3 separate regions of the Homo sapiens genome follow, and regions 2 and 3 are each linked to region 1. The links are chromatin contacts, found by Hi-C in ENCODE. All regions are on one chromosome and are shown on one strand. The core of a region is the stretch at or near the end of the contact, and the rest is flanking DNA. Distances in the headings are between cores, read along the strand shown.

Region 1 (4,209 bases), core at 808-3,307:
TCAATTCTGCTGAAAAGAGAAGACTGGAAGAACATAAGTAGCTTTACAGGAACTCACATCACTCATGCCAAAGATTTTCTGCTTGTTTCCCTACAGACAAAGCAATTATTTGAATGTAAGCCAAAAATTCCTGCTCAAGAGGGAGAAAAAGAACTCACTGACTTGTATTCCCAATTTATTATCTTTCAATTCCTGTACCAAATCTACTAGCTAACTGCACAACACTCCACTTCCATTTGCCCCATGTCCATACAGCCAAAAAGCAAACAAAGAAAAACCAACCCAGTGACTTGATATACAAATGCAGCCAGAGGATGACGTGCCAGCTCTGGGGCTTTGAATCACTCAGGCGGGCCAGAAACCCCACTGAAGGCAAAAGAGGATGCAGAGCTCAGTCTGAGGTTAGAGTGATTTCACTGAGGTTAGCACACACGCACCAAAGAGTCCCAAACAGCTTGCTTCGTAACCCCTCTCTGGGGTTTGGTGACATCTGGGGTCACTTGAACTTCGTTGGGATTCAGCTGTTCAGAGATACAAATTAGGAATCCCGGCAGCAGAGAGGCCCTACCCACAGGCCCAGAGGTCGCTCACATTACACCCGGCTTCCTTCCTGGCAAGGCCTTAACTTATCCTGAGATGACACACGATGGCAGGGGTTGGAAGATGCCTAGTCTAGTTGAGCGCCCAGCTCCTGAAACAGCTGTACCGACTACAAGGGTTCCAGCACATGAGTTGCTGGAAACTGGGGTGACCACTGACAGAGATTGAGCCAGACTTTTTTTTTAAAAAAGTACTTCTTGTTTGTTTGTTTTAAGCCCCCGAAGAAACTCACTGACACCACCCAGCGTCCCTAGGGATCACCCATAACCACACAGGGCAGCTGAGGGCAAGCACAGAGTCACAGACAGACAGCAGGGAGCGTGCCTGGTTCTACAACCTTGGCCTCCACGCGGTTCTTGCTGCCAAAGGCAGCGACACCGGAGGTGAAGGGCACCAGCCCTGGCCTAGGACTGGGGTGCGCGTGCCTGACAACGGGGCTTCCCGAAATACACAACCACCTCCTCCTCGCCCAGACCCATATCCATCCTGGCGTCCCTTGAGTCTAGAGAAGTGGGTTAAGACAAGGGAAGAAAATCCCTTACAGAAGAGGAGATCCCCGTTTTCAGTGCTGGGGACTCTCGGCACCCGCGTCCCTGTGCTTCTGGTGGTTCCGGCGCTTCCTCGGAGCGCGCGGCATGTCTGCTCCTACACGTCCAGCACCTCTGTCCCCAGAGCAAACCCACCTCCCAGGGCACACGCAGAGGGGCAGTCAGGCACCGCCTCCACCCTGCCCCACCCAGGCCGCGCGCACCCCGGAAACCTGGACTCCGCGACCAGCTCCCTCCTGTTCTTTTCCGAGGACCCCAGCGGCAGTGTGTCCTGGACCCACCTGTAGCCTCCAAGCTCCCCCACCTCTGCGTCCTTCCTAGGCGCTTCTGAGCCTGCAGAGCCTACGACCCCCAACAGGCTGCTCCGAAGTGCCTCTCCCTACATCGCTCCAGGAATGACTCCCCTACACCCGTTCCCCGCAAAAAAAAGTTGGCCCAAGATCCAGGCGTCCCAAGGATCAGCCCAGGTCCCCATCCGACGCGGGCCAGGGGGTGCTGCTCTGGCAGCTCCGGAGCCCCGGCAAAGAGCAACCTGCAGGGAGGCGCCACGCGCGGTTCCCACTACCCGCCAGAGACCCGGTCCATGGGGCCAAACGGAGGGGCCTGTGCCGGTCGACACCCCAAGCCCTGTCGCGCCCCCCCCGCCGCCTACCGTATGGGACCGGCGGAGGAGAAGGCGCGGTCGCGGGCTCCCTGAGGCAGCGTGTTCCGTCCCGGGAGGAAAGTTTGTGCCATACAGAGGAGGCGGCGCGGGGAGGACTTGGGCGCCGGTGGGTGGAGGCGTGGGCGGTGGCGCCGCGTGGTCGTGTGTCTGTCCCTCCGGCGATCGGTGCGTCTGTCCCTCGCCGGAGCCCGCGGCCGCCGCGCTCTCGCTCGCTGCGCCCAGCGCCCGGCGCGCTCCGGCTCCAGCCCCGACGCGCCCCCGCCGCCGCCGCCGCGCGTCCGCCGGCTACACTTCCTCTTCCTCTGAACTCATGTGCAAAATATGCTACGCTGCATCTTCAGGGAAAGCCTCGCGGCCCCTGACAGCAGCCGCTGGAGCGGTGGGCCCGCCCAGCTCTCCCCGCGCCCCCTCGGAGTTCCGCCCGGTCACCTCCACGCGGCCGAGCTGCAAGCGACCCTGGCAGCCTCAGAACCCAGGGGTCAGGGGCTCATCGATCCTCCCTCCCAGCCCCTCCTAATCAAGGTTGTGTGCTGTCAGGAAGAGCGCCTGGGAGACAAGGATCCTTCAAGATTTGAGCCAGGATGCTGAAAGGGCGACTGCCATCAAGGTGCTGATGGCTGGGGGTGGGGTTGGGGCCGACTTGAGAGAGGACCATTTCTCGACCCCATTCCACAGGTGGGAGCATCCCTAAACATCTCAGGTGCTGCTGAAATTCTCTCTTGCGAGTTAGTGCTTCAGGGAAGGGTAATGCCACTGTCTCCGTTGCCATCCCTTGGTCTACCTACTTAAGATGTCCAGAGGTTTGAGAAGATCTGGAGAATCACCTTGCGTGGCAACTTGAGGCACCCAGGGAGAAAATTATATAAAGAGTGAAGCACTAGTAAACCAGGCTGCATTAGTAAAGTGAAGATGTGAGGCAAGGAGCCATTAGAAAATATTTTCTTCGTAAAACTAAACCAAGCAGAATTACAGTGTAGGGGTTAAGAGGGGGAACTTTAAAGTCAAATAATCAGGGTTGGATTCCTGGCTTTAGTACTTACTGGCTGTGTGACTTTGGGTAAGTGACTTAACTGCTCTGCGCCTATTTGTCACATGGCACTTCTTCGTGGGTTATTATATGTAAAGTGTTTAGCAACCACTCTATAACTTAGCTATTATCATTATTTTAAGGGGGCTAGAACAAGAAGGGTGAGATAATTTAATTAATTATCTCCATTTTCTAATTGGGCAAAGAAGACCCTGTGTGGGCAAAGTTAAGCACTGGAGCACACAGGGTGGAGGGCTGGTTTAGGGGCCCAGCAGTGTTTCGATGAGGTCCTTCTGGCACTAATAACACTCCTCCAGCAAGTAAGGAAGCACTATTTTGTTTTCAGGGACTCTTCCTGTTACCACAGCTTCTCAGAGATTTTCTTCCTTATTTTCTCTTTCCATAGCCTTTCTAGTTCTGTTTTGCTCCCCCTCCCTCACCACTGTTTTGTTTTTATTTGTTTTTCTCCTTTCCCTTTCCACCCCACCTTTTCCTGGTGTCACACTCACCACCACTATCCCCAGTGTCCCCCATTTCCCCCCTACACTTGAGCTTGCCACATGAAAGAAAATAAGACCAGGTGACCACGTAAGTCCAGGTTCAGACAGTAGTGCGCAGGGACATTTGCTCAGGGGCATCACCAGAGGTTGTGAACACCCATTTATGAAGCCAAAGGGAGGGGTCTTCATGCTATCTATCTGCCCGAGGCCTTGAATTGCTGCAAGTCAGGGTCCATCCAAAATCTTTCTGATCCTTTGCTGGTCACTAGGCCACAGAAAGAAAATAAAATTGATAGGTGTTAACCGGTAGGCATTTAAAAGAAGATAAAGGAAAAAGGAGGGTGGGGGTGGGGGAATGCAGCATAACCTAGTTGCAGTGTGCTTGATTTCTTTTAAGCAAATCATTTTCACTCTATAAAACTTTTGCACACCGTTGTGTTTTTTGTGCTTTTTTTTTTTAAGACACCAGTGCTTGAGGTTAATATGCTATTCTGATTGCTTCCATTTTCTTCCACTCAATATTTTCCCGAGTGCTAATAATCATGGGCAAATGTCTTAAATGACTTTTTTCCCTGCTTGGATCTGCATTTTTGAGGGTTTTCTAGAACTCCTGATCTTCTTGATATTCTGATGCTTCCTACTGGCACATAGTAGGTGTTCAGTAAATATGTGTGGAATGAGTGGATGAGCCAATAGCATGCAGATCTTTCAAGGCTCTTCTTAACCTGCATTCAGCAATTATCCAGGGTGTTCCAATTCTCTTTCACCTGGAATATTTAATGAGGAGCCAAATGTTGGATTCACTTGTGTTCTGTAGAGAGCTGCCTGGATTTTCCACTTGACTGCTATGGACTGGCCAGCCATGGGAGA
Region 2 (4,209 bases), core at 699-3,198, 2.2 Mb after region 1:
TGAGATCATGGATTGAGTTGAAATCTCAGTTTTGCCACCTACTAGTATGTGACCTAGGGGAAGTAGACTAATTTCTTTCTGTCCATAAGCCCTTTCTGCCCACATATTAAAAAACGAGGATTATAATTGTACTTACCTCATAGGCACCATGAGACAAGGAATAAATCTGTTGATATTAAAAGCTGAAAACAATATCTGGCACAACATCCTAAAAAGCAGTGTAAAGTACTTATCAAAACACTATTTTGTGGAAGATATATCTGACTCTGAGTTTTTATTTTTCCATTTACTAGCAGCGTAATCCTAAATTGTAAATGTCCATTGTCCTTAAACCTTAGTTTTCCTTCTCTGTAAGTTGAAGCTAATAATTATGCCACTTTTAACCTTCATCCATTAAGTGAGATACGTCACTCAAAGCATTTAGCATAGTAAGTGTTCAACAAATTCTACCTACTGCCATTATTTCACGAGATAGGCTGTCAACAAATATTTGGGGCTAAATCTTAATTGATGAAATCTCAATTTCATCATCCTAATGATGAAACTTCTTTTGCTGTTAACTTTTTAATAATGTTTTTAATAGCAAGTGAGAAAAATTTCACTTTCTATCTCCTTTTCCTTACTGGCATGAGTTAAGAGTTGAAAAAAAGAGGTCTCTTGTATCAACAAATTGCCTGTAAATCTAGTCACAGAATGTTATGTCTATGGAATTTTAGAACAGAAACTTTATCTGTCATAAATTCTATCACAAATTTTAACTGCTTAATTTTAAATCAGTGGTTCTCAGTTGAGGGTGACGGTGCCCTCAGCTTCTTCCTTACAGAACAATGGAAACTATCACAACCGGTGGTAGGTGCTACTGGCTTCTAGTGAGTAGAGGCCAAGGATGCTACTAAATATTCTACAGACCATAGGATAGTCCCCTACAGCAAGAAATAATCCATCCCAGAAAGCCAATAGTGATGAGGTTTAAAAAAAACTCTATTTTAGACTTAAGGAAACTGAAGCTTAGAGAGGCTTAAATGACTTGTCTATGGTTGTAGGATTTGATAACATTAATTTCTTGCTGCATTTGATCTATCATGACATCCTAAACAATCCCAGCAGAGAGAAGACAGCCTAGTATTCAGACTCCTTTCTCGGCATTCCAAATCCCTCTACTCTCAGTGTATAGAATCTCTATTTTCTCCACATATCAGCTTTCACCCCGTTGTCCCCAGCTCACCAAAACACACATATGTGCACACAATTCCATCATGGAAAAGTAATGCAGAGAGAGTTCACCAAAGAAGCAAAGGCAAATTATTTTTCCTGGGCATATCTGTTTCAAACCAACCAATTCTATTACACAGTTAGCCCAAACAGAAGCCTGGGTGAAAAGGCAGACCAATGTACAGGTCTTTGTTGCCGTAGGACTAGAACCGGGCCAAGGTTCCCATGGGTAATAATCATGGCTTTGTGCTCAGTGAAGTCCACAGGTAACTGCAGAAATACTGTGACTACAGAATAAAGAATAAGAATAGAAAAAGGGGCATGACTTGATGAGCAAACCACACAGATTCACAGGAAGTAGACTTCAGCAGTTCTAGTATCTGTGGTTTTCTTGAATTCTTTTCAGATCTTATTCTGGGAAAAGAAAGTTATCAGGTCAGTAGTGTTAATGTGCTTTGTTTTGTTTTGTTTTTGCTCTGTTCTACATGGGCAAAACACGAGGAGATAAACATTTTCATGGTAGACTGGGAATAAAGAAGAAAAAGTGATCCTGAGAAGAAACCCCTGATGCACTTCAGGGAGGGGAACAGATACACAATGAAGTGAAGAAGATGCATATAGTTTTTCAACACTAAGAAAATGACTGAAAATAGTTTGTTCTCTTCTAATATCATTAATGAAACCACATAGTGATGTCACTTCTGATCACGCTGAAATTTGAGTTGCTGATCTTGCGATAACAAGCTTCCTCTTTGCGCGTTCACAGCGTGTCTACAGTGGAAAAGACCTTCAGGTTAAACGTGAGTGGGTGGAACTTGTCAAGAAAAATAACTTCACCACCACAACAACAAATGACGGGAGAGACAGAAACTTCTCTGGGAGAGCAGAAGGAAAAAAGCGAAGTCTAAGTATTATTAAACATGTGAAAGAAGAGTCATTTAATAGGAAGTAACTCATTCACACAAATGTAACTTTGTGGTCCCTCAGAAGTACGTAAATACTACCAATCAGTCCACCACAGATTATCATCAAAATTTCTTGGGAAATGCCTCATTAAAGAGTCTTTATAGAATAATATGAGTGTGCATCAGTCAAATAATTTCAAGAAGACGTTAAACACTAGCTCTTAGAGATGTAAATTTCCTTTCCTTCCTTGGGTACTACATTTTGCCGTTGTGAGTTTTAAATTGAGGCTAAATGTGAACCCTTTGAACCATGCTTATCTTCATAGGAGAAAGCCGTTTCTTGTTTTTAAGAGGAAGGCCTTAAATGGACTGAAGAATAGTGGTTTTGGCATTAAATTGCTCTTCTCAGATGTATTTATTACATGATGAAATTACATGATTATTATTACTTGCTGAAATAATTCCATAGCATAGGACTTGATGAATAATTGGTGAAAAATCTTTTAGAATTTATAGTTCTCAGACTTTGAAAAATATTTTTAAAAAATTGATATCCCCAAGCCCACCCACCTCATTACATAATCATGTCTATCACTTTTTAACCCTGATGCTGTAAACCCTGTATCCCCTCCATTAACAGAGTGTTGGTGTGCTTTGTTTTGTTTTGTTTTGTTATGTAACAGTTTCAATGAAGCATTTAATCGGAAAGCATAATCAAAATATGTCGTATGTGACATATTTTGAGTTGCGAATTGGTTTATTCTCTACTCTTTACTGAAGTTTGTCTCTATTGACTGGTGGCCTGTTGAAGATCATAAATGTCTTTGTTTTGATTTTAGGGCACTGTGTTTCTTAAAGTTGGAGTTCCTGGACCACCTGCCTCATAGGTCTCCAGATGTGCTCATTAAGAAATGCATATTTCTGTGCCTAATCCCAAGCTTACTAAATCAGAAACTCTTGGCAAGGGGGAGACTGAAATCTACATTTTCGCCTGTTTCTTGACTGACTCTTGTCTGTGTGGGGGTGAATGTTAAAAATTTAAAGGAAAGAGAGACCTATATGCAACTTACAAATAGAGACGGAGAGAAATGACAGTAAGGTAGCATAAGGAGACACTTTGGAAAATAGATTTTTTGAGGAGGAAAAAAATTATATTGCAAAATTATTTTTAGGTACACAAGTTATTTCTATATTTTGTCCTTTATCCATGCTCTTTATTTAGCTAATGTATCCCTCTTTTCTCAGATTTTATTTTTTTCATTTAGTCTAACACCTCTGTTAAAAGAAAAGAAGGGAAACAAAGAGGGAAAATAGGTGAAACTAAGGAGTGTAATATGCTCTTAAAAGCAATTTAACATTGTTTAAATGTATCTATCTTGACCTTTTCAATGCCATCTGACATTGTTTAATTTGTTATTTGTATATTATCATATGTTGGGAAGTGAAAAATAACTGGAATTATTTTTCAGACCTCAATGTTATTTACTATATTAAATTTATTTGTTTATTTTAAAGAAGACCACATAAAAGTATAGAACACTTTTTAAATGTATGCAAAGAAACATCTATTGTTAAAGTGTACCTTATGCTTGACACTCTTCGATGATTTTAGTACACTTACTATTTTCCATGCCATAATAAGAAACTGTAGCACTTTTTGTAGCCTTTCAATGAATTGAATCCTCTGAAAATTGCTTCTAATAAAATAAAAAAAACCTTTCATATCACCAAATTCCAGTCACAATAGCAATCTTGAATCTGTTTGCCACTTAATTTCCAGCATGAGAAAGAAATAATGTTTTGGGGACCATTATGTAGACTATGCCTCTGACTTCTGGGCCCACATTTAATTTCCAGCCTGTGAGGATTAAAACCTGAAATTATGTTGTTATTTTAGTTTAGAATTCTTTGTATTTTCATAATCATCATTAGCAAGATTCAGAGTTATTGTTATAATCAGCTGTAATGATAGCTGTAATTATTAACAATGCAGGGCAGACAATAAGATTTGGACTGAATCTGAGGCTCAGTGTGTATATCACTGTGGTCATTGTGCCAAACTGCACCTGAAAATGGAATGGACAGCTGGTCT
Region 3 (4,209 bases), core at 592-3,091, 2.1 Mb before region 1:
TTGTTCCCTCCCGCCACCTCCCCCAGAGAGAATTGCCCCAGGTAAGCGAGTGCCTGCTCAGAGCAGAGTGGGCAGATGACTTCCCAAGAGCACATTACAGCAAAGGGTGACCCTGTTCCTTTCAAAGCATGGCTTCACCCATGGAGCCGGCAGGGTTTGGGCTTCCTGCACAAGGATGTTGTGTTTGTGCCACCAGTCTTAGGTGTTAGGTCCTTGGTCAAGGGGAAGACATTCTGGCCACCCACCCCGCAGGTTCTCAGCTCATGGTGAGGAACCCAGGCGGCCGAGGTGTGGGGTTAACGACTCTACAGGCCCCACCAGAAAGTGTTAGCTGAGCACGGTAGCTCCCATCTATAATCTCAGCACTTTGGGAGGCCAAGGCAGGTGGATCACTTGAGGTCAGGAGTTTGAGACTAGCCTGGCCAACATGGTGAAACCCCATCTCTACTAAAAATACTAAATAATTAGCTGGGCGTGGTGGCAGGCACCTGTAATCCCAGCTATTCAGGAGGCTGAGAAACGAGAATCTCTTGGACCCAGGTGGCGGAGGTTGCAGAGAGCTGAGATCGCACCCTGCACTCCAGCTTGGGCAACAGAGCTAGACTCTGTCTCAAAAAAAAAAAAAAAAAAAAAAAAAAGTCATAAGTACCTGCAGGGAAAAACCCAACATGGGCCCTTAAGTTCCCTTTCAGAGTAGAAGGGAAGGGTTGGTGGTCAGGGACAATCCAGGGCTTTTAGCCAAAAGCGTTGAGCCCTCACTGGGGCAGCACAAAACTTGGGATAAATCCAGGTTCTAACTCTGGCCTTGGGGGCCCCGTCCCCTCTTCCTCTCTGCCACACTCTGGCTTTCTGTTTCTTCACTATGTGCACCATGGCCCTCTTTACACCTGCTGTTCTCTGCTCTTAGAACAGTGTTCCCCCAGTTCTTTGCCCCCAGTTCTTTGCCTCAGCTTCAGTGTGGCTAAAAGCTTGTTCCCTAGAGCCGAGCTTCTGGGTTTGAATCCAGCTGTATGACCCTGGGCAAGTGGCTTTACTTCTCTGGGCCTCTTTCCATCATCCGGGCTGGTGAGGAGTAAGTGAGTGAGTTGGTGTCTGGAAAGGGCTTGGCACAGGGCCTGCCCACAGTGAGTCCTCAGCGAGCTGCTGTTGTTATGAAATGTCACCTCCGCAGAGGGGCCTACTTTGTTGTTTTCTGTGTGCTGGGCACTGTCATAAATAATTGCTCATTTATGTGTTTAGTGTCTATCTCCCCTTCTGCAGGTCAGCTTGGTAGGGCTCACCCACTGTCTCCAGTTCCTAGAGCAGTGCCTGGCACATAGTAGGGTGAGTTAACAGCCACTGCTTGCCAAAGCCACTCAAACCTTTGTTCTAACCCTGGACCTCTGAGATGCAGAGGGGAAGTGACTTGGCCTGCATGACCCAGCTTTCTGACCTCGCCCACTGCCCTTTCCCCGACTTAGCTGCTTGGGCTCTGCTGTGGGGCACCTCCGTTTGGAGTATGGTGTGTGCCTCAAACACCTTCATCTGGGGCAGCGCCAGCCACCCTGCCTCATCCTGGCCCTTCTCAGGCCATCCTGCCACCGGGAGCCTGCCGTGCCTCCACCCCTCCCCCTGCAACTGGCACGGTGGCACTCTCCTTGCTGCCTCTCCTCTGCTGCCAGACTGTGGTTCTCTGGGGCTTTGGGCCAGGTCCTGCCACTTCCAAGGAGATGATAAAACAGTTTGGACCCAGTCCCCAGACCTTATGTTCACCTGCCAATGTTTTTATGAGGGGAAGGTGACAAGTTGGCTGTCTATTAGACTCATACCGTGTCTCGCCACCCCCGGCGTTGTTCCAGAGGCTTGTTCTTTGCAAAACCTGCTCACTGTCATCCACTCTTCCCCAGCAAACCACAGACTAAGAAGAACTACGTGGTCTGGCTGGTCCCCATCCAGAGGTCACCTTGCCCCAGGGTGGCACCAAGGTCATGGAGTTGGGACGTGGGTGCAAATCCTGGCCCACTGTCCTGTAGCTGTGGGACCTGGGATAAGGCTTCCCCCTTCTCTGAGCCTCAGTCTCCTGATCTGTGAAAGGCAAGGCTGATGAGGCCGGGGGTGAGGTAGAGGCTTTTCTGCAGGGCTTAGTGTGATCCAGGCAGGAGGCTTCTAGCGGAGGTCGGGGGTCTCTGAGGGTAGACCCGTACTTTGGTGGGGTGGAGGTTGCAGTTAAATCAGGAGAGGGGAGGACCTCACCCGAGGATGCTGAACCCCAGGTAGATAACAAGCCCCTGTCCCAGAGACGGCATGCTGAAACGATTTCCTCAACAGAATTCACTTTCACTACGACCAGAATATTTTTGCTCATTGTTTCGGCTTTGTTCCGGGCAAAACAATGCCTGGCTTCCTGGATGACCTCACCGGGACAAGCCATCAGGGCTGTAGGCCAGCCTGGTCAGCATCTCCGCACGAGCCCATTCTTCCCTTTGCCACGGCCACCTTAGGTGACCTGGGGGCAATAGTGTGACCAAAGAGAGCAGACTGGCCACAGGCTGAGTCTGGCCCCCTCTGTGTTTGTGTTTGACCCAGGTGGTGGTTTAGAAACTGAAAAATGTGTGTGTGCATATAAACCAGATTTCAACATCTCTTGAGAAGCTGGAGGATCCAGCCCCAGTGGGCACCAGTCCCGAAGGCACCTGCAGTAGTGGGAGCTAAGGAGAGCTGCCTGTGAGAGTCCAGACTCCTCCTGTCCCCTGGTTCCCACTCTTCCCTGCGACCTCCCCACCCCAGTGGACTCCTGTCCTTTGCCCACCAGGCCTCTGGAGGCTTTGGAGCTCGCCACGCTTGAGTTAGCCTTTCCTTGGGAGCAGATAACCAACAGATACAGACCTCATGATACAATTCAATGATTCAATCTCTTAAAGGTGTACTTTTAAAATATATATAAAAGAGAAAAAGAAAGGCTTTGATTAATTTCCACTTAAAACAGCTACTCCACTTAGAGTGATGGAAAGAGCTTCTACTTTATTATTATTATTTTTTCATCTTTTTAGAAACAGGGTCTTGCTCTGTCACCCAGCCTGGAGTGAGGTGGCATGATCACAACTCACTGCAGCCTCCAACTCCCGGGTGCAAGTGATCCTCCTACCGCAGCCTCCTGAGTAGCTGGGACTGCAGGCGCACGTGACCACACCTGGCTAATTTTTTTTTAACTTTTTGTACAGACAGGGTCCAAATGTGTTGCCCAGGCTTATCTGGAACTCCTGGCCTCAAGCCACCCTTTCACTTCAGCCTTCCAGAGTGTTGGGATTAAAGGTGTGAGCCACCACGCCCACCCAGGAATAGCACTCTTAACAACAACTCCCTTTTTTTTTTTTTTTTTTTTTTTTTTTTTTTTTTTTTTTTTTTTTTTTTTGGTGCTTAATTGTTAAACACTAGGGCCAAGGAGAGTGCCCTTGGCAGGCATCACTAATAGATCCTGGCCATCCTGCTCACTGAGCCTGTACCTAGCCCAGAATCTATGGAGACAGTGGTCCAGGGAGCCCCATCAGAGTTCCCTGTTTGCTAGAGGAGGGCTCCAGTCCAGCACGCCATCTGTCCTGCCTGAGTCTGTGCTGTTTCATTAGCTGGCCTGGCCCAGCCCTGTGGCCCTTGGCACTGACTGCTCCCCAGGCCCTGTCCAGCCTCCTGAGCCCCGTCTCCATCATGTGGCCCTTCACTTCCCTGTTTGCCTTTGCCTAGTTCCCCAGTTTGTCAGCCGGCTTGCAGCTGGCTCCTTAAAGACACCAGACCCCATTTCATTTGATCCATAGCAGCTACAGTAGTTGAGAACATGGACTTCAGAGGCCAAGACAGACCTGGGGGGCATTTGGAGCTTAAGTGGCCTTTTCCTCATGTGTGACTGTGGACAAGTGACTTCACATCTCTGTGCTTTATCAGCACAGGAAGGATGGGAGCAGCACCCACTGAGGGGATTAGCTAAGAAAATGAAAATGTGCTTGTAGTCAGTGCTCTTTTTAAAAAGATGCATATTCTGCTTGTGTATATGGTCAGTGCTTAATAAACACAGCTATCTTTTTCTTAAAAGTAACTTTTTTTGTTTTTTTTTGGAGACAGGGTCTCGCTCTGTCACCCAGGCTGGAGTGCAGTGGGGCAATCATGGCTCACTGCAGCCTTGACCTCCAAGGCTCAAGTGACCCTCCCACCTCAGCCTCCCGAGTAGCTGGGACTACA

What was found. A loop is a pair of places that touch in the nucleus more often than their neighbours do. Pooled maps may share reads with other maps.
Region 2: a map with no recorded cell type shows a loop between it and region 1 (9-fold over the local background). The contact joins the enhancer-like site here to the promoter of RFTN1 in region 1. A Hi-C loop is called at or near these places in 3 of 37 single-sample maps with no recorded cell type and 6 of 50 pooled maps.
Region 3: a loop to region 1 is called in a pooled map, with 9 times the contacts of the local background. The contact joins the enhancer-like site here to the promoter of RFTN1 in region 1. A Hi-C loop is called at or near these places in 1 of 168 maps with a recorded cell type or tissue (tibial artery), 1 of 37 single-sample maps with no recorded cell type and 7 of 50 pooled maps.

The regions. Positions count from the first base shown.
Region 1 is chr3:16,511,642-16,515,850 of GRCh38, forward strand. It overlaps RFTN1 (raftlin, lipid raft linker 1), which reads right to left and starts at 2,058. Exons shown (of 10, transcript NM_015150.2): 1 at 1,801-2,058. RefSeq lists enhancers at 498-907, 1,458-1,537 and silencers at 1,828-2,187, 2,218-2,287, 3,441-3,616.
Region 2 is chr3:18,739,288-18,743,496 of GRCh38, forward strand. No RefSeq gene overlaps it. Among named protein-coding and RNA genes, the nearest start is that of SATB1-AS1, 300 kb to the left of the region's middle. Within about 2 kb of position 1,949, at least 7 of the 41 ENCODE cell types and tissues checked have a DNase peak (open chromatin) inside an H3K27ac peak, as active enhancers do.
Region 3 is chr3:14,433,191-14,437,399 of GRCh38, forward strand. The region is part of intron 2 of SLC6A6 (solute carrier family 6 member 6); the gene reads left to right. Among named protein-coding and RNA genes, the nearest start is that of SLC6A6, 33 kb to the left of the region's middle. RefSeq lists enhancers at 1,409-2,320, 2,321-3,232. Within about 2 kb of position 1,842, at least 14 of the 41 ENCODE cell types and tissues checked have a DNase peak (open chromatin) inside an H3K27ac peak, as active enhancers do.